Regions from separate parts of the Homo sapiens genome. Here region 2 is linked to region 1. A link is a loop called in an ENCODE intact Hi-C map of the cell type or tissue named here. Cell type or tissue: heart right ventricle. All regions are shown on one strand. Links, peaks and the distances in the headings refer to the core of each region. The heading gives the core; the rest is flanking DNA. Region 1 overlaps LINC02987 (long intergenic non-protein coding RNA 2987). Region 2 has its middle 390 kb from the start of ERVE-5.

Region 1 (12,554 bases), core at 2,218-10,217:
GAAAAACCAGCTATTTCACCCACTTTTGCTTTTATAAAATCATGGCAAGTGTCACAGTGAGAAAGCAGGCAATGCCTTCATATCCTTTTAAAAATTATTTTAATTTATTTTTTATTTTTAATCAGCTTTCTCAGGCTGAAATAGTATTTTTATCAGAACAGTTTTGACTGCTTGGGCCTCATGAAAAATGGCCTGCATAGTATTCCATGGTATATATGTACCACATTTTTTATACAGTCTAATATTGATGGGCATTTATGTTGATTCCATATCTCAGGCTGAAATAGTATTTTTATCAGAACAGTTTTGACTGCTTGGGCCTCATGAAAAATGGTCTAGGGGATCTCCAGAGGTCCACAGAGCACATTGCAAGAACCATTGGTTTATTAAACAGGCAAAATGTATTAGTTGTATTAACCTCTTAAGTTCATCAAAGACTGGCCTGTTTGAAAATAAAAAGACAGATTAAGTTTTTAATTCAAACTACTTAAAATAAATAAATATATCATGAGAATCTAATACAGAGAAAATGATGATAAAGAGAATAATTATACTATTATCAGTAATTGATAGTCATTATTATATTATTATTAATACTTTTTAATTAGTAATTATTAAGAGAAAAAGACTAGGGAATCTGAATCTCATTCACATTTATTTATTTATTTTATTTTATTTTATTTATTTTTTATTTTTTTTGAGACGGAGTCTCTCTCTGTCACCCAGGCTGGAGTGCAGTGGCACTACCTTGGCTCACTGCAACCTCTGCCTCCTGGGTTCAAGCGATTCTCCTGTCTCAGCCTCCTGAGTAGCTGGGACTACAGGCATGTGCCATCATGCCCAGCCAATTTTTTTTTTTTTTTTTTTGTATTTGTTGTAGAGACGGTGTTTCACTATGTTGGCTAGGATGGTCTCGATCTCCTGACCTCGTGATCTGCCTGCCTTGGCCTCCCAAAGTGCTGGAATTACAGGCATGAGCCACTGCGCCCGGCCATATTCACATTTACTAAAGTTCTAAAGACTTTATTGCCCATTACTACTGCTTTCTAAAACATTCTTGTGTTCCAATGTCAGGTTAGAGGAGTGAAAATACAACAGGTTCATTACCATGGCCTGTTAGGGAGGGTCAGTACTTACTGGCAATTCTGACTGGTTACTGTAATAAAAGACTTCATAGGACTTGATGTGCTGAGTAAGAAGAGTCCAGGAGACCCTCTGAAGGTCAGGCTCCGGGAGAAGGATTTGTAAAACAGTTTGCCTTGGTGAAGCAAAACAGCAAAACACACAGGAGGCATTATTTTACTAAACAGATATGTTTAGTAAATATATTAATCATTTCTGAATTAATTTCTTAAATGCACATTTTTACTTTATAGAGATGCAGATAAATCCCTCGATATGTTTGACGAGCAATTACATCCACTCACTGTATCACTTTTATTGAGGCCGTATTTTTCTCATAGACTTGTGTTTGTTTCACACTGAAGTCAAAGACATTTTTAAGTATTCTTCCCCATGCCATGTTGCATCTAATCGTCTTATTTAAGAACTGTTATAAAAAGGATGTGCTGGAATAAGAAATGACCTGCAGCTCTGGTTAATTAGTGAGCTAATGAGAGTAAATATATAATCCAAATAACAGAAAATGTATCTTTTAAAAAGATAATTGTCAGTAGCATCAAACAATAAACATTTTTGTAAATGCCTTTAACACATATACATGATTTCTGTGAATAGAAATAAAAAACAATGTAAATTTAAATAAATGGTGTACAAATTAAAAGTGTACTTCCTCAGGTACATAATAGCCACATGTGGCTAGTGACCGTTGTATTGAATAGTGCAACCTTAGAGCCTTATGGCTACAGAAAACTAAATGTGTTTTTTCAAAGTTTGTTGCAGAGGAGAATGAATTATTGTCAGTAAGTAAGACTTTAAAGCCTAAAAGTAGTTTACATTTTTATAGAATTCTATGGGAAAAAGAGTAGAAAGGAACATAAAAATTTTCTGAGCTTGAGCCCATTTTTTTCACTGAATGTTGATGACTATTGAATCATTATAGTATCTTAAGATTCCACTGTTCGTATTTTAGAAACTAAAAGACATCTCCCCAATCCAAATTGTTCTAAGTGACACACAGGCACAAGTATGAATATTGCTGTCTTAAGAATACTTCATTTTTTTTTCCAACGGATACTTACATCACATCCTTTCTTCTTTCAGCAAGAAAAGATGCCAAAGGAATACTTTGAGTATGTTCCTGAACACAAGTTTATTTACAGATTTGTCCATGTTCTTTTTAAAGCCACAAACCTAACAGCTGAATTTGCAATAGTAACTTTGGTAAGATATTTCTTATTTATAAAGCATTTTTAGAAGTTGGTACTTGTACACAGGGTATGGTGCTGTTTTTAAATAAAAGTTGGCTTCTGGGCTGGGAGTGGTGGCTCACACCTGTAACTTCAACACTTTGCGGGGAGGCTGAGGCGGGTAGATCACCTGAGGTCAGGAGTTTGAAACCAGCCTGGCCAACATGGCGAAAACCCAACTCTACTAAAATTATAAAAATTAGCCAGGTGTGATGGGGGATGCCTGTAATCCCAGCTAATCAGGAGGCTGAGGCAGGAGAATTGCTTGAATCCGGGAGGCAGAGGTTGCAATGAACCAAGATCTCCCCATTGCACTCCAGCCTGGGTGACACAGCAAAACTCTGCCTAAAAAATAAAATAAAATAAAAAAGTTTGCTTCTGAAATTATTATACAAACTTTAAGAGAAACTTATGAAAGCAAAGTAAATACACACATTCGAGTTGTATCATCATTACAGCTTAAAATGTTGCCATTGCGTTTTTCATAATAGAACCATTGCTATTAAAAGCAGCGGGAGAGATTTCTGATTTCCCCCCCACACATCAGTGCATATGAAGTGTACACACATGCAAGGCAGGCGGAGGTGTTGGGATGGGGAGCAGTAAGGAGACGGATTCCAGTGGAGCTCTGAGCTGAGTCCCAGGCTGCATTCCTCAGGCAGTTCTCATGCAGGCTGTGATTGACAGCTGCTGCCGTGTCGTCTTTGTTCCTTGGGCCATGAGTCTTAATCTACCCCTACTGATCACTTGTGCCTGCTTATGAAATTGCCCAGGAATGTGGTTCCAGTAGGCCTGGGACACAAGCTTTGCTCGTTAGTCTTCCAAGCCATAGCTGTTTCCTTACATTTACATCATCCCTACAGAATTCCTATTGTAAAAATGTTAATAATAAATTCTATTCAAATTGTTGAAATTGTTTTACCCCTCTTCACAGCCAACCTATAGAGGAAAGTCAACTGCATGGCTGGGAAGGAAAGAATACTTAGGTCAATACTTACTTATTTACCATTCAATTAGAGTTTAGGAGAGAAGGCTTCTGATGTGCACTTGAGTCAAAGCCCTCAATGGGTGCTGGACCAGACACAGGCCTTTTCGAGGAGCTGCAAGTCATTTGGAACTCTCAGCACATGCTGGAGGGAAGCAGGAGTGGTGCTTCCAGATTTAGACAGATAGATGATGCTGGGGGGAAAGCTGGATTGGAAAAGGGAGAGTTTTGTACTCAGGCTAAACTAGATGTGCCTTTTAGATAGCAGAGTAGCAGTGTCTAGTCATCATTTGGATATATGGGACTAGAGCATGAATTTGTGGTAGAGATGCAGAGTGAAGAGTAATAGCAGCTGTTCAAATGCAGAGTAAGTGTGTAGAATAAAATTGGACAAGCCAGGCATGGTGGGTTCATACTTTTAGTCCCAGCTACTTGGGAGGCTGAGCTGGGGGGGATTACTTGAGCCCAGTAGTTTGAGTCCAGCCTAGGCCACATGGTGAGAACCCATATCTTGAGAAAAGAAAACATAAAGCCAGGTGTGGTGGTTCGCCCTTATAATCCCAGCACTGTGGGAGGCCACGACAAGAGGATTGCTTGAGCTTAGGAGTTCTAGAATAGACTTGGCAATAAGGTGAGGCCCCATCTCTACAAAAAAAGAAAGAAATTAGCCAGCCATTATGGCACATGCCTGTGGCCCCAGGTACATGGTAGACTGAGGCAGGGAGATTACTTGAGCCAGGAGGTGGAGACTGCAGTGAATCATGATCATGCCACTGCACTGCAGCTCGGGCAACAAAGTTAGACCCTGTCTTAAAAAAGGTAAAGAAAATTGAGAGACGATAGGTCTGTAAGGACTTATAGTGAGTAAAGGACAGGCCCCCAGAGGAGTAGCTGCTAGAATGGGAGGAGGAAAAGCAGGAAAGGATAATAAAAGAGTTAAAAGATGCTGTGGTCACAGTGCTGAATGCTGCCGAGAAGTGACTCATTCCATAAACACTCACTGGATACTGACTCTGTGTCACTCTTCTAAGTGCTGGGGTAGAAGGGAGGACAGGTTGAATACAGTTCTTGCCTTTATGAGCTTATGTTCTAGTGAGACACAAGTAGTTTTTCAGGTAGTGTCAAATAGCAGGAAGAGGAAGCTGGATAAAGGGATTCAGAGTGTCGGGGTGCTCAGTACTTTAGATAGAATGATAAGGAAGAGTCTCTCTAGAGAGCCAACATTTGAACAGTGACCTGCCCAAAGCAACGAAGGGAAGGAGTGCTGGCATTACAGGCAGCAGAGACAGGAATGTGTTTCACATGTGTTCACAGAACAAACAGCAAGGTGACCAGTGTGGTCAGAGTGAGGAATAAGGGAAGCAGTGGAGATAAGGCCACACAGGCAGGGCCACAGCTCACAGGGCCTTTTGGCTTCAGGCCATAGGAAGATGTTAAGGTTTTATTCCAGTTTGATAGGGGACTCATGTAGATCTTGAGCAGGGAAGTGAGTGCTGTTAATAAAGAGGTTATGGTGACTGCTTTGGGGAAAGTAGGCCATGGTTGGGAGGCAGATTGGAGGCAGAGAAGAGGGCTAAAAAGCAATTAGAGTGATACAGGTGAGCAATGAGAGATTGTGGCTCATAATCAACCCAGGCAGACTACCAGTGAAGGCAGACATAACAGGCATTGGAGACATTGCAGAAGGGTAACTCAAATGCAGGTATTTGGCCCCAGCAGCTAGGCAGATGGCAATGTCCTGTACAAGATTAGAAAAGGCTTGGGGGGTTGACTGTTGGGCTGGAGACTTCCAGTTTGTAAGTGTGAAGGCACCAGAAACCTAGGCAAGAGAAGTGTTGGAAGAGTAATGTCAGTGGGGCAGGCAGTGTACATTAAGGAGAGATGGAAGATGAGGAGCTGGCATGAGGGCATGGTGCTGTGAGCACCAATGAGATGACACAGCTGGAGGAGTAGTGGGGAGTGAGATGGGAACAAAGGAAACACAGTTAGATTGGGGAAAATCGCTAGTAGAGAGGCACAAAATCTTCAAAAAGAGGTGATTGTAGGAACAGTGTTCTGCAAAAGTGGAATGGGATCAACTGCACTGAGAAAAGTTGGCATCAGTGGGGAAAACATTTCTACATCTGAGCTGATGATCATAACCTTCAGACAAGAAATAAACTCGTATAAAATAAACTTTTTCCCTTTGTTTTGACATAAAGAGTTCAGGTAGCTCGCAGACATACTCTTCTGCAGAGCACCCTCTGAGGTAACACCTCCTCACAGCTCACCTTTAATCTTTACTCAGCTGTTCACTTTGCCCAATTCTTTGTAAAGCAGATGTTTGATAAATGTAAACTATCAAACATGTGCTAATTCATGAGATTGTCTCACAAACTACTCGGCAGGCTTAGAGGAATCCCAGGGATGCAGAAACTGGCAGCTGTTTCCACCTTTAAACCAACAGAATTGACTAAGTTGCAGGATGTAAGAGAGAATAAATTTTCATGAAGTGATCATGAAGATGGGAAAATAGGGGCTGAGAGGAGGGCCATTCTTTTATACACATGTGTTTTTTATCAAGCAACTGAATACTGAGAATGTTTTACAACCCCTGAGACCTGCACCTGCCATGCTGCTCTGCACAGCGGCCACTGGGAGGCTCTCTTGACCAGCAGTTTTTTAAGCTAGCACCACAAAAGGGTTAGTGTTTGTGAAAAGGAGATTAACATTTGCTCACTATCACATGGGTTTTATATATTCAAGCTTGACATGCCTGTAGAATTTCTATCTACCTCCCAGCTAAGTATGAGACATTACATTTGGTAGGCACTTGAGTATTTCCTGAACAACTTCAATCCACACTGGTCCTTAGTGTGTGCTGCCTTTTATGAGTGTGAAGATGATGACACTGCCTCTCTTCATGGTGGCCTTGGCTGACATATGCAGGCATTCTTGTCACCGAAATTGGGCTGGAAATTCCCATAGGCAGAGTAGGCAGCAGAAGTATCTGACCTATGATTGTAATGTGGTCTCTTGCTTTGCCTGACCAAGCAAAGTATGTAGAGCATAAGAATAAAAGACACTTTCTGGTCAAAACCAGAAGAAATCTGTCATTCAAAAGAGTTCTTATCAGAGCACTTAAAGTGAACTAAATCAAAGGCCAGTGCTCTATTTTGCATATTTACATAGAAAGACTCTTAAGTTATGTGGAGATAGACCTTTGCCCGACCAACTGGAAGAGATTGTCATGGGAGCCATTCTTCTCACCTCCAAAGTTTGGAAAGATGTGACTATATGGAATAGGGAATACTGCAGGCTCTTTGTGAACACTAGCATTAAAGACATGTGAGTTTCTAAGGTTTTTGTGAACTTTCTAACCATTTTCATTACCTTATTTGCTCCCATAAATGTAACACTTTAAGACATATTTTTAAAGGCTACAGTGTGCAGATAAGGAAAACACATAAAACCACATACTTCTTTATATCCAGCTTTAGTATAAAAGTTCATATCTTTTCACTGTTAATGGGTAGGTCTTGGTGAGTTACTGTTGTAATAATCTGCTCTGCTCATACATGGAAAAGTATTTTTCTGGTGGTTTTTGGCAAATACTTCACAAGTGCACTACCAGAACACCATAGCACAGTAAATATCTTTATGGCTTTTTAGAAGCTGTCTGTAAGTTCCAGTCTCTTTTTAAGGGACACATGTCTGGCTGTTGAAATAATTGGCCACTCTTAAGGTCTAGGGCCTCTGGACTATGGAGAAGTTATAGCCTCAGCCTCAGTCACACATTGTGTATTTGCTTTTGCTGATGTTTTCTCCCTTATATTTAAATGTCTGTTTTTTTATAGAAAACTTGAGATGCAGAATAGCCACAGATCCCTGTGCCCTCCCCATTAGGAGTGTTGCATGTGTTTAGAAATTGGGTTGATGAGTTTGCTGCTCCAGTGTTTCCTTGAGGCAGTATGCAAAAAATTGCCCAGGCATCACACAATGCCCACCACACTCAAGAGGCTCCTGGGGCACTCATACAACCACAGCAGCAATCTGTGGGACTTGAGTTACCAAGGAGAGTGCGAGAAATCTTGCTGAGTCATGGGGTTGCTCATAGACGGTGCCAACATGATACTGAAACATGGGCTTCATGGGGGCTTTCTTCCAGTCTGGCCTTACGACTGTTGTAAAGGGAAGAGCCTTGGAGCTTGTAAGCAGGGTGAGCTAGGGAAGCATTTCCACCAAACACTCTAGTAATGTCCACAGGACAGTGAGAATAGCTATATGGGTGACACTTAAGAAAATATAAAGGGACACCTGTTGCTGTCGTTGAGCAGCATATGAAGAACAATATCATGACAGGCAGTGGCAAGAGTTTGTTTTTTTACATTTGCCCGTTACTCCAGATAAGACTGCCATCCAGAATGTATGTGATCACAAAAGTAGAGCTTGATGGCTGATTAGAAGTCTCTGCCAATTGTTCTCCTCATAAGAATAACAAATTGAGTAACTATCTAAATAAAAAACACCTTTATTAGAACTAAAAATAGCTAAATAATTATAGTACCTGGTTTAAACTTTGTATCACTGAAAAAGGCAGTGAACACGGTAGGAAAGACAGTCTTGAGTTGCTGATGCCAGCCCTCCCTTATGTCCTAGCATTGGCCATGTGACAAGAAGAGAATCTGCATGCTTGGGGAAGGGAGAGCACAGCAGTGTGAGACTTTGCATTGAACTCAGTGCTGCGTTGTCATAGCAGAAAGCAAAACTGGGCTGAACTCAGCCAGTGCCCACCCACGGATGGAACATTTCTAGCCCTAGCCTGAAGGGAATCACCCATCCCAGTGGCTGAAAACTGAGTTGTGGAAAGCCTCACTGCTGTGGGATAAAGTATTCTGGGGTCCTTAATAAACTTGAAAGACTGTCTAGGCCACAAGGACCGCAACTCTTAGGCAAGTCTGAGTGTTGTGCTGGGCTTGGAGCCGGTGTATTTGGGGGGCATGTGACCTAGAGAGACAGCAGATGGGGCAGCCCAGGGAGTGCTGTACCACCCCTCCTTCAATCTTAGGCAGTGTAGCTCACAGCTCTGACAGAGACCTCTTTCTTCTGCTTGAGAAGAGTAAAGAGTAAAGAGGACTTTGTCTTGCAACTTGGATACTAGCTCAGCCACAGTAGGAGAGGGCACTGGTCAGAGTCATGAGGCTCCCATTTTGGGTCCTAGCTTTTGGATAATACCTCTAGACAAACCCTGGGCCAGAAGGGAACCTGCTGCCTTGAAGGGAAGGAATCAGTAAGGGCAGGATTCATCACTTTCTGACTAAAGAGCTCTTGGACCCTGAATAATCAGCAGTGGTAAGCAGGTAGTACATGTCATGGGTCTTTAGTGAGCCTCAGAGATCTGCTGGCTTCATGTGTGACCCAGCACATTCCAAACTGTGGTGGTTATGAGGAGAGACAACTTCTGCTTGAGAAAATCTGAGGGAAGAGTACAGAGGACTTTGTCTTGAGCTTAGACACCAGAGCAGCCACAGTGGAGAAAAGCACCAAGTGGGCTGTTGGGGTCCCTGATTCAGGCCTTGGCTCTTGGATGGCATCTCTGGGCTTTCCCTGGGCCAGAAGGGAGCCCACTGCTCTGACGAGTGAGTTCCAGGCCAGGCAGCATTCACCACAAGCTGACTGAGAGCCCTTGGGCCTTAGTGAACATCAGTGGTGACCTGGCAGTACACCCCAGGGGATTGTGATGCTGGTGAACATGGGGACAGACTACTCTGCCTGGGTAATGGGGAAGGAAGAGTGGAAAGGTGTTTGATGGTTTTAGTGCCAGCTCAGTCACAGTAAAACAGAGCACCAGGTGGATTTCTAAGGTTTATAACCCCAGCCCTAGCCCCCAGACAGCACCTCTGAACCCATCCAGGGGCCGGGGGAACTTACTACACTTAAGTGAAGGACAGAAGGTTCTCTGGCTTCACTACCTGCTAATTGTAGAGCCTTGGGGCTTACTGCAAAATAGCTGGCAGCCAGGGAGTTGTTACAGTAGAGGCCTTGGGCAGTAACAGTGCTGTGTGGGCTTCAGATCAGACCCAGTGCTGTCCTAGGTGTAGTGGCCACAGGGGTGCTTGTATCACTCATCTTCGAACTCCAGAAAGCTCAGCACAGAGAGACTCTTTTTGTTTGGGGGAAAGTAAGAGAAGAAATGAGTCTCTGGCTGCTAATGCAGAGAATTCTTCCAGATCAAATCCGAGATCACTAATGTGCTACCTCTACATATCTGCAAGAACCAATGACATTCTTCATAGACATAGAAATAGAAAAGACAATCCTAAAATTTATATGGAACCACGAAAGACACAGAATATTCAAAGCTATTCTCAGGAAAAAACGAAAAAAACAAAACAGAAGGAGTCACATTGTTTGAATAGAAATGATACTCTACAACTATAGTAACCAGAACAGCATGGCACTGGCATGAGAACAGACACATAGACCAATGAGACAGAAGAGAAAACTCAGAAACAAATCCATAAGTCCACAGTGAACTCACTTTCAACAAAGATGCCAATAATACACAATGGGGAAAGGATGGTGTCTTCAATAAATGGTGCTGGGGAAACTGGATATCCATATGCAGAAGAATGAAACTAGTTTTTCTCATCTTATACAAAAATCAAATCAAAATGCATTGAAGATTTAAATTTAAGACCTCAAACTATGAAACTAAAATAAGAGATTAGGAATATTCTTGAAGACATTGGACTGGAAAAAGATTTTTTAATACTCCATAAGCACAGGCAGCCAAAACAAAAATGGGCAAATGAAGTCACATCAAGTTAAAAAGCTTATGCACAGCAAAGGAAACAACAAAGTGAAGAGACAACCCACAGACTGGGAAAAGATATTTGCAAACTATCTGGATTAATTACCAGAATATATGAGAAGTGCAAACAACTCTGTAGGAAAAAAACTAATAATCTGATTTAAAAATGGGCAAAAGATCTGAATAAACATTTCTCAAAAGAAGACACATTAGCTGCTGATGGAAAATGCTTCTGGTTCCTGCTACAAGGGAGGCCTGGATGGGAAAATTACCTGTGCTCAGGAGGTCAAGGCTGTGGTGAGCTGTGATTGTGCCACTCTCCAACCTGGGTAATAGGGTGAGGATCTGTTTCAAAACTTTAAAATATACATACAAATGGCAAACAGATATACGAAAAGATACTCAACATTATTAATCATCAGAAATTCAAACCAACACTACAGTGAGACATCCATCTCACCTCACTTAGAATTACTTTTATCCAAAAGACACGCAATAACAAACACTGGATAGGATATGGGGAAAAGGGAACAGTCGTACACTGTTAGTGGGAATGTAAATTAGTACAACCCCTATGGAGAACAGTTTGGGGGTCTTCAAAACTAAAAATAGAGCTACAATATGATCCAGCAATCCCACTGCTGGCTATATACACAAAAGAATGGAACTCAGTATATCAGAGATAAGAGATACCTGCACTCTCATGTATGTTGCAGCACTATTTACAATAGCTAAGATTTAGAAGCATCCCGAGTGTCCATCAACAGATGAGTGGATAAAGAAAAGGTACATGTACACAATGGAATACTATTCAGCCTTAAAAAATAATGAGATTCTGTTATTTGCAATAACAACATGGATGGAAATGGAGTATAATGAAATGGAGTATTAACTCATTATGTTAAGTGAAATAACCCAGGCACAGAAAGACAAACTTCCCATGTTATCACTTTTTATGGGAGCTAAATGTTGAAACAATTTTACTTGTGCAGATAGAGAGTAGAAGAATTGTTACCAGAGGCTGGTAAAGGTAGTATGGGGGATGGGGAGTAAGAAGTAATTGTTAATGGGTACAAAAATGTATTTAGAATAAGATCTAGTATTTGATAGCGCAACAGGGTGACTATAGTCAGTAATTATTTAATTGTACATTTAATAATAATGAAAAGATTATAATTAGATTATTTGTAACACAAAGGACAAATGTGTGATGGATACTTCATTTACCTTGGTAGGATTAGTACACATCGTTGGCCTGTATCAAAATATCCTATACACCCTATGAATATATAAAGCTATAATGTATGCACAATTTTTAAAAAAGACTATCATTCGTCCAGGCTCGGTGGCTTACGCCTGTAATCCCAGCACTTTGGGAGGCCGAGGCAGGCGGATCATGGGGTCAGGAGATCGAGACCATCCTGGCTAACACAGTCAAATCCCATCTCTACTAAAAATACAAAAAATTAGCCGGGCATGGTGGTGGACACCTGTAGTCCCAGCTGCTTGGGAGGCTGAGGAAAGCCGTGAACCCAGGAGGCGGAGCTTGCAGTGAGCCAAGATCTCACCACTGCGCTCCAGCCTGGGTGACAGAGCGAGACTTCATCCCCCGCCCCCCCCCCCCCCCCGCCAAAAAAAGGCTATCATTCAGAATTACTACACTGTGCATAATATACAATTGAAGTGAGGATGTTGTGACTAACAAAAGACTAGTGACTGTTGGTTGCTGTTGAAATGGCTGTTGGTGAAAATGACCACTTTGCTGATAGTATAAACGAGTGATGATGGTGATGTTGCTAGTAGCCATTTTAGCAAAAGATGTGACAGAAAATTAATTTGAAACAGAAGTACTTTGAAAGTTGCAGACACTAAACTGACTTTGATCACTACTGTCATCAGTCTGCAGACTGATTTCTCAAAGGAAACAAAATTTGTCATTATGAACACTTAGCTTTGCTATAATTGCAGCTAAATTATTCTCAAAACTTGCAACTAAGCTGGCTGAGCTCTAGTTGTAGTTACAAGGTCAGGGAATGTGCAAGTTCTCACAGACGTGAGCTCCAGGGGCAGTGGTGTCAGAGGCCTGCTGTAAGAAACCCAGTTCTACACAATGCTGTTTGTGAATGTGGAAGCATCAGAAGCTATGCTCTGCAAAGGCTGCTTTTGTTTATGATCTTTGGAAACTGGAAAGCATTACAACAAAGTGTTGAATATACATTTACCTTGTCTCCCTGCTGTTGATTATGCATAATAATCTTGTTTTGACTGTAAATTGGACCATTTAAAAATGAGTGTCTATTGGGTTTTTCTTAAAACTCTTCAACATCTTCATGTCTTGTTGGAATATATTTTCCTTCAAAATATCAGTTAAACTGAGCAGCTGCTCTTAAGAAAATGTGCTGTGCCT
Region 2 (12,554 bases), core at 1,739-9,738, 240 kb after region 1:
CAGCAGAGAAAGGAGATCTTGTAAGCAAATGTTAATTAAGTACAATTTGAAAATGAGTTTATAGCATCAGTGCCACACTGCGGTAGTTCCAATTAATCTCCAACATTCCTTTCATGATCCATGAATGTCTACCTCTTTACCTGTGATGGAAGAGTATAGCTTGAATGGTCATTATGGTTCAAATTAAAATAACTCATCTCTAGCATATGAGATATATGAGTCACCCATTTTCACAACTTAATTTATACTTGATTCTCAACAACAAAAAACAAATAAAGATGTGATTTAGCTCTGCTCTAAACCCAGACTCCAGTCCCTATCTCCTCCAAATCATCTATCTTGCTGTAATCAACATTTTTATTTCATTTTATTTTATTTTTATTTTTATTTTTTGTAGAGATGGAGTCTTACTATATTGCTCAGGCTGGTCTTGAACTCCTGGCTTCAAGTGATCCTCTCACCTCAGCCTCCCCAAATGCTAAAATTACAGGCATGAGCACCACTGCACCTGGCCCTGAATTTTCTTTTTAAATCACAAATCAAATCATGTCACTGCCCTACTTAGCATCCTTCAAAACTGACCCATAGACACTGAAGCTTTGGTTTAGCACAAGGTGGGGCCCTGTCTGAACCAGAAGCATGCACGTTTGAGGAGGAAGTGGTAGCTGACTATAACATTTAATATGTCTCACTACTGTAGTTTTTGACGTGCTTTTTTCACTCCAACCCAACAGAAAATGACACACCCATATTATGGGTGAAAAACAATTGCTGTGCTAGCTAGCCATTATTAATAATGAGCATGTATAAGAGGCTTCTGGCAAATTTGGGGTAGGAGAAACACTTGAGAACAGAGAGATGAGTGATTAAGACAGATAAAGTCCTAGTTCCAAAGATTGGCACATGATGACCTGCTCTGATATTTTCCAGAGTGTGCATGAAATATGGTGTTAGAGGCTAATAGACCCAGCATTAAATCACACTAAATTGTAGAGAAAAAATATTTTTAGCTTTTAAGATTTATTTTGTCCTATTTTATTTTACAAATTAAAAAGAGAAAGTTTCCATTTGGGCAAACATATCGTTAGCAGTATTTTAGCCGAAGCATTTTGACTGCTGTTTAAAAAAAAAATCCTAAAATCTCAGTGAATTTACACAATCCAAAGTCATTTTTTATTCAGTGAGTACGATTATGGGGCAGCCTTTCACACAGTGACTCATGATCCAGTTTCCCAGACTCCCTTGCTGTGGGCTGTGGTTATGTGACTGAGTTCTATCCAACGGAATGAGACAGAAGTGATTGAGTGCCTCCCACACGGTGACCCAAGGACCACATTTTCTGCCATCCTGTGGCTCTGCCATCTGCTAGGGTCTCAGAGATTTTTATCTGGCTCGTTTTTATTCAACTAACAGAGAAGGAGAAGAGAGGGAATGTGAAGGCAGCATGGAAGTTTATTATGAAAGTCCTTGAAGAGGTACTCATCACTTCTGTCTCATTTCATTGGCTAGAGCTCAGTCACATGATCACAGCCCACTGCAAAGAATTCTGGGAAATGCAGTCATGCTGCATGCCCAGAAAGAAGGCTTTGAGTAATCTCCTGGAGATGCTCCATAATATGGCAGGCACTAAGACTTCAGGCGTGGAGCCTTCCCAAGTAGTGCCATTTTCACTAGAGTTTAATAACATTGTTTTGTTTTCATTCTACTTATTTTATGTTTTCCATTTTTAGCAATTGAAACTGGTTTTTCTTCTATGGCAGAAATATAAAATTTTCTTACAAAATGAATTTAAATTAAGAAAAGCGAATCTATTTAAGAAAAAAATGAATAAATAAATAAAAGTAGAATACAGAAATCACAAAATCTACTATGGAAACACATCAATGAACACTTCATTATTTGATCTACTTTTGAATTAGTTTTTCAGTCTAATTTTCAGAGACTCTGCTTCTGCCCACAACTTCTCACAGTAAGTCAACTTGCAAGCTATCCTCTCATTGAGCTCTGGCTGGCCATGAATGAGGAGACCAATTTTCTACTACCAAAATTAAAAACAGTGACCTTTTCCCAATTCTCAGGAGCAAACTATTTATGTAATAAACCAAATATTCTCCTACTTTTAATTTCCCTTTATTAATTTAAAAAAATGCTTTGGCACTTAGCTGCTGGATCTAACATGAGGCTTAGAATGATATCATATATTGACTTATTTGAAATTACATTTAATATATCTCAAGTTCATTATATTCTACAACAACAGCAAAAAAAGAGCAAGGCATCCAGGTGAGCTGTGTTCCAAACAAGTTACAGAATTATGCCACAGCATTTGCTGATTTCATCCGCATGTCTCCCTGTCCCTGCTCCCCCTCCCAAACCCGTTCATGTCTTTCTCCTACCTCCATAAGGTCACTCAAATATGTCTACCTCCCCTTACCGTCCACCACCACTACTGCCTACCATCTTGTAATCCTCAATCTCCTCCTCATTCCTACTGTTTTCAGACCCATCCTCCACCCCTGCGGCCTTTGTGACCTCTCTAAAATCAAAATCTCATCATGCTCTTTCTTGCTTAAAACTTTTAAATGTTGCTCCATTTGTCCACAGAATAAACATCACACTTCTGACCTTGACCCATCTGGCCCATGAGGACTTTTTTCTGCTGACATGGCCAGCCTCACCTCCTCTCAGCTTCCCAGCATCCCCACCGTGCGGGGCCCCAGCCCAAGATTCTCTCTCTACTTAACAAATTACTCCTTTCCTTTCCTGCTGCCAAAGAGCTCACTTTCGCCTGATAAGGCCAGGTGAGGGCTTCTCTTATGAGCTCCCACAGCACACTGTGCTTATCATTTTTATATCAGACATTGTAAACCAGGCTTATTTTGAGCTCCAAGAGGATGCTGATTATGTTTTTTTTTATTTTTATATCCCCAGTGTTAAATTGAACTACTTATAGTAGACACTCAAGTATATGTAAGAAGGTTTCTGTTTTGTTTTGTTTTTGTCTGTCCAGAAACTCTCCTGACATCTGTTTCAAGCACCTCTTGTTTGGGAGAATTGCTCCTTTCCCCTCCAACTGAGGTCTTCAGAGGCTCCTATATGTAGTCTCTGGCCAATCCAAGTCAAGCCAATCACTGTTCTTCCTGGGGATTTTTCAAACTGAAATTCAGGAAAAAGTACTGGTCCTATGATGGTAACAAAGCTGAGAAATGTGAGTGGGCCAAGGGCAGAGCAAGGCATGCAGAAAAGTCATGTATCAATGCAGAAGACGGCCAGCAGCAAAGAGATTATCAGCTCCCCTTTGTTTTAGGTATAAAAATAAAATGTCTAGAAGTGGTTCAATCGCACTTTAACCAAATCCAAGCTACTATTAAGTGAGAAAGCAATTCAGTGCATTAAAGTAAGAATATGCAAGGTTCACCTTTTGAATATTTCAAACTTTCTCATGAGCTTACCTCCCCAATGAGACATTAAATTGCTTGAGGCATAAACTGTCTTTATGTTACACAGAACTTAGTGTAAGGCTGGGCACAAAGTGGGACTTATGAAAAGAATCAGATGGAATGAATGAGTAAAGGAAGGCAGGCATGAATGTAATGTCTCAAGTTATATTACTCTAGAATGTTTAAGAGCTTTATAGCCATAATGCAAATGTATGCTCTGACTCGACCAGGTTGACCTACGAGATCTTGTTCTCAAACCCGAATTCCATGTCCCATGAGATCTGGAGCTGCCACTCCAACACTGGTACAGTGCTGCCACTCTCTTGCCCACGCATTTCTCAGCTTCCTGCAGCCATGTGCATTCTCCAATTCATCCCATATCAACTTGAGTTTCAAAACCTAGAGTCATCACAGGTTTTTAAAAGGAACAGCATCACACTAAGTATCTCATGTTTTTGTTTTTGTTTTTGTTTTTTGTAGACTTCATTGAGATTTATGGGAAAGTTCACAACACACAGTACCTCACTCCCACCCTCTCCCAGCCTCTCTTTCCCTCTCTCTTTTTCTGCCCCCACGCCCTCTGCAGAAGACAACAACAACAACAACAAAAACCTGAATTATTCCCCTTGGGTCATGCAAAACACACCTGCCCACATCCAGGCCCTCTAGGACCCCAGTCCTCTACTTTTAGAAGCTTATCAAAGTTCGTCTTCCAAATGCATCCAGCAGCCTCCCAAGAAAAAATAATGGTCAGTGGCACTTTCTTCATTACACTATATAGTTATTCTAAAATTCCAATAGGAAGTGAGAACTTTCCAATAAAATCTTTGAGGATTTACACAGCCCGTGTGAAAATACTCATGACAGAAAGAGCAACAGAACCCGGCGCGCAGGAACTAAAAATATTTTTAACATTAATTGCAATTAAAGCAGAACTCTAAGAGATGACAAGTTACCTAACACACATTCATCTGTGTGAAAAGAAACCTTTCAACACATAGAAGCTCCCTGATATGCTGCCTCAAAATACTCAATCAGGGAGAAATTCAGCTCCAAAGAGGTATTTTGATAGATGCTTCCAATCAGTAGACACAAGAACAGGGTGGCATGCCATGTTCGTTTTGGGGCTGCCATCCATCTGTAGGTTATCAAAACAGGCCCGCACTGATGAAGATATCCTGAACCAAGCGGCAGAAACTGCAATCATACTGATTTTCACTCAGAATAAACAAATCAGATTTTCCCTTGGGAGCAGCCAAGAAAGTCTGTGTGGCCAGCTTGAAAATAATATGTTGCTGTCAGCCCAGCATCCATTAGCAGCCGCTTTCTTCTGGTAAAAACAAACAAACAAAAAAAGCAGTGCTGTTGTGTTGTTGGAAAATGGTTATCTGGTGCCCCCTGGTTCTGACACTACTGAATTTCCAAGGAGAGTACTGAATCATTGAGTTTCAAATTTCCCAGTTCTTTGTCTTAAAGAGCTATTTGGCCCATAGGCCCAGTTGGGGGCACAGGTGAGCAGAAGCTGAGGCTACCCAATGGGACAAGGCAGACATTGGGGAGCAGTCAATTCCCAAGCCACCCATAGAGCTACAGGTAAATTGCTGTCCTCACCTGGAGAATGAGTGCTTGCCTCAGCCTTGAGAAGAAGCTGTCATTACACACAGAATGGAACTAATGAAACTTTCTATTCTGAGCTCCCCAAATCTTCCTTAGCATGGGAATTTTTCTGCAGGTGCAGTGTCTGATGCAGAGACACTCCTCTCCCCAGGTGTCAAAAGAATCCTTTGTGCTTCAAGATGCAGGGAGTGATTGATGAGAAGCCCGTGCACAGAAAAGAAATCACTCAACTCTTTCAACAGAAATTATTATCTGCTGAGTGCCAAAGATGACAGCAGGCTTTATGAAATTATGGAGCATATATATATAAAATGCATGTATGTGTGTATATATATGTATACAGACATACATACACACAGAAGTATTGGATACCTTGATATGTGTACCAAGCACTTAAATGCATTGTGTGTAAGCTCCGTGGTGCTTACAGTTTATCAAGTGGATTTATAAAATTATGAATTAAGACAATGCACAATATCTGCCTAAAGAAAGTTCCAAACATGTGGTTCCAGAGGTTCAGGGGACAGAGGAAAAAAACATAAAGGAGAAACCAGACACCCACGGCAGAGAGAGGCTTTCCTCTCTTACGTCAGAGATGGCATCAAAATGTATTTCAGGCCCAGGGCATTGGCTCATGCCTGTAATCCCAGCAGTTAGAGAGGCCAAGGTGGGAGGATCACTTGAGGCCAGAATTTGAGACCAGCCTGGGCAACATAGAAAGATCCCAGTCTCTACAAAAAAAAAAAAAAATTAAAAATCAGCCAGGTTTTGTGGTAGGCACCTGTAGTCCCAGCTACTTGGGAGGCTGAGGTGGGAGGATCACTTGAGTCCAGGGGTTCCAGGCTGCAATGAGCTGTGTCAACAGGGCAGGACCTTGTCTCTCAAAAAAGAACAATTGTGATCTGTTTAGGATGTTTTGCCCGTCTTGCTGTGTCTTTATTGCAAGGGTTCCAATAGCACCTGAGGTAGTTTGTAGACTCTGGTTCTGTCTAATAAATTGGCTTCTTCAGGTGTCTATTTGCATATGTTGATATCACAGAATGAAGAAGGCCTGGAGCAGGACATTTTCCATTCAGATCCCTGAGGACAGTGGAGGCAGAGGCAGAGAGATGCAGAGGGCAATATCCCCACAGGGACGAGTGCAGAGAGCTTCTCTGCAGGAGAAAGATGAGGGCATTGTTTCCACGGGGATTTTTTTGAGGGCTGAGGCACAAGCAGCCACGCTTTGACACAAATCCCGCAAAAAAAAAGCTCTCAGGAAACAAAGCACAAAACCCGGACTTCTTCTCTCCTTTCTTGTGAAAGCTGCTACCTCAGAGGAGCGAGCATGGGAAAGGAGACTCCTGTTCACAGGAGGCTACCAGCAGACTTTGGAAAGAGGGGATAGAACTCCTGGATCCATCCTGGAAGGCGGGTTGTCACCTAGGGCTCTTTGTCAGCAGGAGGGGCACAGCTGAGGTGGAGCCCAGGAGAGGCTGTGGCTCTTATCAGGACCTGCTGGGCCCAGAAAGCAGAGCCACAAAAGATGCAGGGATCGCCATGCAGGCTCCTCCCCGCCTCTCCCAGGAAACCAGACACCCACGGCAGAGGGAGGCTTCTGGAGCTCATGCTCACCCTCTCTCACAATGCTTAAATCCATGGTGGTGCTTAGAATGTTAGGAACCAAGGCAAAAGCCCCAGATTCACAACTGGATGAATGGTGCTAACAGAATCCAAATTTAGTTGGAGACAGATTTTCACACTTATTTGTTTCCCAAAGTTTAATTTTCATAAATTTTCATTTTAGAATACTACTGTTCTTTCCATGGCCACCCTATTTGTCCATCCCAGTTTAATCTGGGGCCATTGTCAACATCAGCCCCAAAAAGTACACCTGAACCCACCACACACCAGTCACTACATTGGCCAGAGGAGGACCAGCCATGGCATAGACCTCCTATCAGGGTGAGGTGGTCACTCAGAGGAGATCCCCGGAAGGCCCTTCCTGGTCAGAGGAGATCCCCAGATCTCTCCTGGCTTCTCCTGGCCTTTGATTAGGAACTCAGGACAGGCAGAAGCCCCTGAACTACCATCACCCTCACTGGCAGAGATGGTGGATTCCACAAGAATCACCTCTGGAGAGCTTTGGCCATGGGCTTCGGAACTCTTCATGGCACCAACCTGCCTTAGCACCTGTTCTCCTAGGTTTTCTTCTCCATCTCTGCCATTTCTGGAACTGTCAGTTACTTCCCTGGAAGAGACATCCAAGTCTTACCATGGGAAACCTAGATCTGCCTTTTTAACTCTGCCCGACTCCCAGGCACTAGAAGAGGGGCTGAGGGAATTGGGCTGATGGCTCATCAGCCACCAGCTCTCCTAGATGTCGTTGCATCCCTGCAGCTAATGCTGGTGGAGATCACCCAGGAGAAGCTCACAGCCTCCCACACCACAGCAGCTTCTCTAACGGGAGCAGGGTCCTCTGGCTTGGCCACTCCCGCAGTATTCTCAAGAGAGAAAGCAAAAAAGAGAAGCATCTTCTGCTCCCGTTTTAAGTTTCTCTTCCCTTCTCACCATGCCACACCAGTGCAATGGTGAATAAATAAAGCAGAATGGGTGTCATCACCCAGAGGAGTCAGCTTCGCATTGTCAGAGAAGTCACTGAGCACCAAGACCTCCTTCTGGGGAGAAACAGAGGCTGGGAGCGGATGCTGTGGGAGGAGTCATGGTGCAGCATCTGGGGCTTGTGGGGAGGAAGCACAGAAAGCAAAGGTCCGAGAACCCCGCATCACATGCCCTTTTCAACACTCAGCCTCTGTCAGTCAGTTTGTTCTTTATGCAGAAAGAGAGATCAGGAGGAAGAATAGGAGAGTTGAAAAGGGCAAGAAGGTTCAGGAAAATGGCTTGGTGGAAAATACCAAGCTGTTGCTTTGATTTGGAGCTTCTTTCTTTCCACAGCTCATCATCTGCTTCCACCCCAGGGTGATTTCAGCTGTCATCCTTCCTTCTGATCCTGCTTCCATTTCAGCTCTGGGATGTCTGCAGCCATGTCTCTTCCAGCCCCAGTCTCTCCATCCCTTCCCCTTTCCCCACTCCGTCTTCACATGAGATGCACACTCTGAGTGCCCTTCTAAACAGCTGCACCTTCTAATTCTCTCTAGAGAACATTAGCTCTTTGGTCTCCTCAGCACCAACCGTCTCGAGTTGTCTCAGCTACGGAGATACAGAGCCTTCCTTTCCTCTTAGGAGCATCACTCCTTCCCTATCTATGCATTTAATCAGAATGGGAGCTGTCACATCTTTCTGAGGGGTGGCATCTATCCTGAGCTAATCTAAATATGTGTACCCACAATGGCAGGAGTGCTTGGTCCAGGGACGGAGCACAAGGCAGATCAGTCGCAATGCTGTCATGAGGATTTCTAACTGAAGCTGAGGCATGAAGTATGGAAATAAACAAAGACCAACAAAATGAGAACTAGGAAAGCCTATGTATTCAGAGCTTTCAATGGAGCCAACCACCATCATTCGCATTTTAGCATCACTCAGGGTCAGACAGAGGAGTGGGAAAGCATTTTAGTAGAAACAAGGGAAGGTTTCATGTGCGCCCTGATTGAAGGCTGTTGGCACAGGGAAGCTGTAGGCCTGCTACCTAGAAGAGGGGGTCCTAGGCAGTAGGTTAGGGGTGCATATTTGGATTTATCTGATTGGCCTTAATTTGGAAGCAGGGACAAACATTAGGAAATCTGTCAATTATAAATCAAGTCTTGACCATTTGGGGTTGATTGTTTTAGAATTTATTGTTGAGCTTCCCCGATTTTCGCTAGAGAAGAGCCATCTGACTTTCTATATGTCTGACATATCAGACTGGCATCCTGGCCTGTTTATTGTATATAAATGGGCCAGTTTCCTGGGTGGGTTTGATGGAGGTTGTGGGTCAAAGTTTCATCTTTCTATGTGGTCTGGCCACTGTCCAGTTGTATGTCCAGTGTCTCTGTAATTAAGATGATGAGGACCTACAGGTGGCCAGGTTTTTCTCCCTTGTAAGAAATAATCACTGTAAGAATGAGGCCAGGCCAGGCACAGTGGCTCACACCTGTAATCCTAGCACTTTGGGAGGCCGAGGTGGGTGGATCACCTGAGGTCAGGAATTTGAGACCAGCATGACCAACATGGCAAAACCCCGTCTCTACTAAAAATACAAAAATTTGTTAGGTGTGGTGGTGCACGCTTGTAATCCTAGCTACTTGGGAGGCTGAGGAATTGCTTGAATCCAGGCAGTAGAGGTTGCAGTGAGCCGAGATCATGCCACTGCAATCCAGCCTGCATGACAGGAGCGAGACTCCATCTCAAAAAATCAGAATGAGGCCAATAAGCAGAGAGAAGTGAGAATGAAAGAGAATGAAAGGCCAACAATAGCCTGGGTGCTGTTTGAGCTCCTGGTCCTAGCCATTCTAAGGATAGCTGCATTTCTGGCATTCTTTGTGGATTTCTGAGTCAATCCTTCCTTTGATGTTAAGAGCCAATAGTTACCATTTATGACTGCTAATTTGAGTTATGTGGCACCAGGGGAGTCCTGCCCTGCCTCCTCACTGGTGGCTTCCCCGCCACTGGCCCAGTGTTCCTTCCCATTCCTCGCCTGCCATGATCCCTGACATCTAATGCTGGTCATCAGAAGCCTGTATGAATCCACACCTTGGCAGCTTTCCTTCTTCCCTCCTTCAGACCCTCCAGCTTCCACTGCCCCTTTTGGGATCCTCTGATCAACCCTGTAAATCTCCTGCAGCCTGACTTTTTGTTCCACTTCCCTGCATGCTTTCCCCTCAGGGGTTGTCCACTCACGGGGCCTCAGTTATCACTTCTAAGTGGCTTCCAGGTTCCTGGGCCCAGCACTGATTCTCTCCTACCTGGGCCCCAGCATTACCGACCCAGTTTCCCATCTTCCCAGCAGCCTCACCAGGTCTCGCAAGGAACTCGGCACCTTCCACAGCAAATGCTGTAGGGTTTCTGTTGGGAAGCAGGCTATAGCTCTGACACTGCTGAGCCGCAAATGTGAAGTCCTGTCTGGGCTTCTTCCCATTTCCTCTTATGTCTCATCCATAGACACAGCAGAAATTGTCATCTTCACAGGAAACAGAGACTTCAAGGGCTTTCCCAAAGTCAGAAGACTCATGAGCAGCAGAGCCAGCACATCTAGAAGCTGCGCTATGGCATTTTCCAAGCCACGCTTCCTTGGAACCCTCTGGAACCACAGCACAGCTCTCAAGGAGACAGGCTGCTGTAGGGGCTTAGGATACATGTCCAGCTGCCCCAGTGACAGCCTCACTGCCCAAGCTGGAGGGCTGAGGCTGAAAAATCTTATAAATGCCATGGACTGAGTCTTGTCTTGGTTTTATCCACACATTCTCCCCAAGAATTTCCCCACAAATAAATTTATGTAACCAGATCATCTCTACAAGGTATGTCCCTGTTCAACCCCAATGTAGAGAATCTGAGTCTTAAAGAGTCAAAAGGAACCCAGAGGCTACCTCATAGAGACCTGTGCACAGCACACACTGCCCCATTCCTCAGCGCAGGCAAATAGCCCTCAAGACTCAGCTCAAACAGCTCTGTGCTGGGAAGCCACCAGAACAGCCTTCAAATTCATGAGTGACTTTGGTGGAAAGACTTCCTGATGCTAAGGTGAATTGGGGCACAGCTTCCGCCCACTGTGAATTCTCCATCCGAAGCCACATGGCAGCCTTCCAGAAGCACCAAGCCTTCCTCAGCCAGTCCCCACTATGCCTCTTTTCTCAGGCTCAGCATCCTCAGTCCTCCAGGTGACCTGATTTCCAGGCACTTTCCCCCTGGCCTTTTCCCACCTAGACTGCCAGTCACCTGTTTAACAGATGCCTCCCTAACTTGCTCTACCACCCCTCTGCAGGCAAGCAGCATCAGGCAAGGTGGGGCTTTCTCCTCTCTTGTTCTGGACTCTCTGTGTTTGTCAGTTCAGCCAAAAGTTCCCCTTAACTACCTCAAAATCATTTCAGATCTTGATAAAATTGAACAGGAGTCTGCCATTGAACCCTTGTCAGTAAGAACAAAAACTGTAGCAGCAGCTGCGTGTCTCTTTCCTGAGAACCGAATAGGGACTCCTTTGGGTGCTGTTTTCAGATAATACAGCTTCTTCAATGTGACACACAGGAGTCCCACCCGGTAGCAGGGGTGCATTTTGAGTTCTTTGACAGTACTGTTATCAGATCTTGGTCACCATCCTAGACCAAGATACCCACATTCTGAAGGCATTGGGGTATCAGAGAAACTCCTTACAGTTTCCGAGTTTGAGGCCATTTTTCTTCCTCTTCACTAATAAATACACGAAGATTGGGATTTGTGTGTGTTGAGCTCATTTTAATAACAGGCAACAATAACTGTCCTGTTTGGCCTCAGCAAAAAGTCCAGAAAGATGCTAGAGTATTCCATGAGTATGATACAGAGGTGAAAGGAGATACGCAAGAATCTCCTTTTCAAGGTTTACATTCTGGAGTATCCCAGGTCACGTTTTCTAACAGCAAGCCTGAGACAGGGATTCTTGTATAAGTAATCATTTGAGAGATGCTCTCAGGTGAGTTTGCTAGAAAATGAGGGAAGGAGAAGCAGCCGCGTGCTATCAGCAGAAGTCTCTTTTCCACCCGATTCTATGGGTTCTCTGGAGCGTGAATTTCACCACAGACATGAGCAAGGTCCATCCTTGTAAGGGGAGAAAAGAGGGGCAGTGCCTAACCCTCAGACATCAACAGCAGATAACTATTCTCCTAAAAAGGTGCAGGTGTGAGCCATTTTCAGCTGACACCCACAGCAGGCGAGAAGTGGTTGCACTGGCCAGATAAAAGGCTCCTGGGTGGGGTACCAACAGTGGCTACTGTAGGGGGAGACCTGTCCCTGAGCTAAGGCAGAGGGAGGAGCAGAGTCCTGCAGCACAGCCATGGCCACTTGGGCCTCCCAGTGTGTACCAGGGCTTCTGCATCCCTCCAACATCCATTCAATACTCATTAATGCACCTGTGCTATGTACCAAGCACTGTGCCAGACTCTGGGGACACAGCACTGTTGGCGCCAGACGTGGTTCCTGCGCCCACGCAGCCTACATCTCACAGAAGTGAAAATCATTGAGCATGGACAACGCCGGCAGGAACTTCAAGGCATGGCAGTGGAGCATCATGGCTAGGAGCATGGACTCTGGACTCTTGGTTCCTTGTGGGTCAGCCATGTGACCTCGGGTGAGTGACTCATCCTTTTTAAGCTTTTGTTTCATCGTGGAGAAGAAAATGGCCCCCACTTACTTTTAAGATTTGGCGTATGCGTGAAGATTAAACCAGATAATGCATGTGAGGTACTTAGCTCAAGACCTGGCCCAGAGCTGCTTCCTAGTAATGTGAAATAATTATAATAATAATGTTATCATTGTTGTTATAACATTGGTTACAACCATTCAGGAAGATGGTTTCTCAATGACTGTTCTCTTTGTATTTCTTTGTGCACTGAA

The links. Hi-C counts contacts between places; a loop is a spot of excess contacts. Peaks named below come from ENCODE experiments on the same cell type or tissue, not always from the same donor. Only the 100,000 strongest peaks of a DNase experiment are listed, where the experiment ranks them.
Region 2: a loop joins it to region 1, with 3 times the contacts of the local background. A loop is called at or near these places in 4 of 110 quality-filtered maps.

The regions. Positions count from the first base shown.
Region 1 is chr19:27,968,182-27,980,735 of GRCh38, forward strand. All of the region lies in intron 3 of LINC02987 (long intergenic non-protein coding RNA 2987), which reads left to right. Among named protein-coding and RNA genes, the nearest start is that of LINC00662, 180 kb to the left of the region's middle. In heart right ventricle, for the core only: a CTCF peak has its summit at 5,973 (motif pointing right); no DNase peak of the experiment used is centred there; H3K27me3 peaks cover 818 bases.
Region 2 is chr19:28,212,370-28,224,923 of GRCh38, forward strand. No RefSeq gene overlaps it. Among named protein-coding and RNA genes, the nearest start is that of ERVE-5, 390 kb to the right of the region's middle. In heart right ventricle, for the core only: a CTCF peak has its summit at 4,866; no DNase peak of the experiment used is centred there; H3K27me3 peaks cover 337 bases.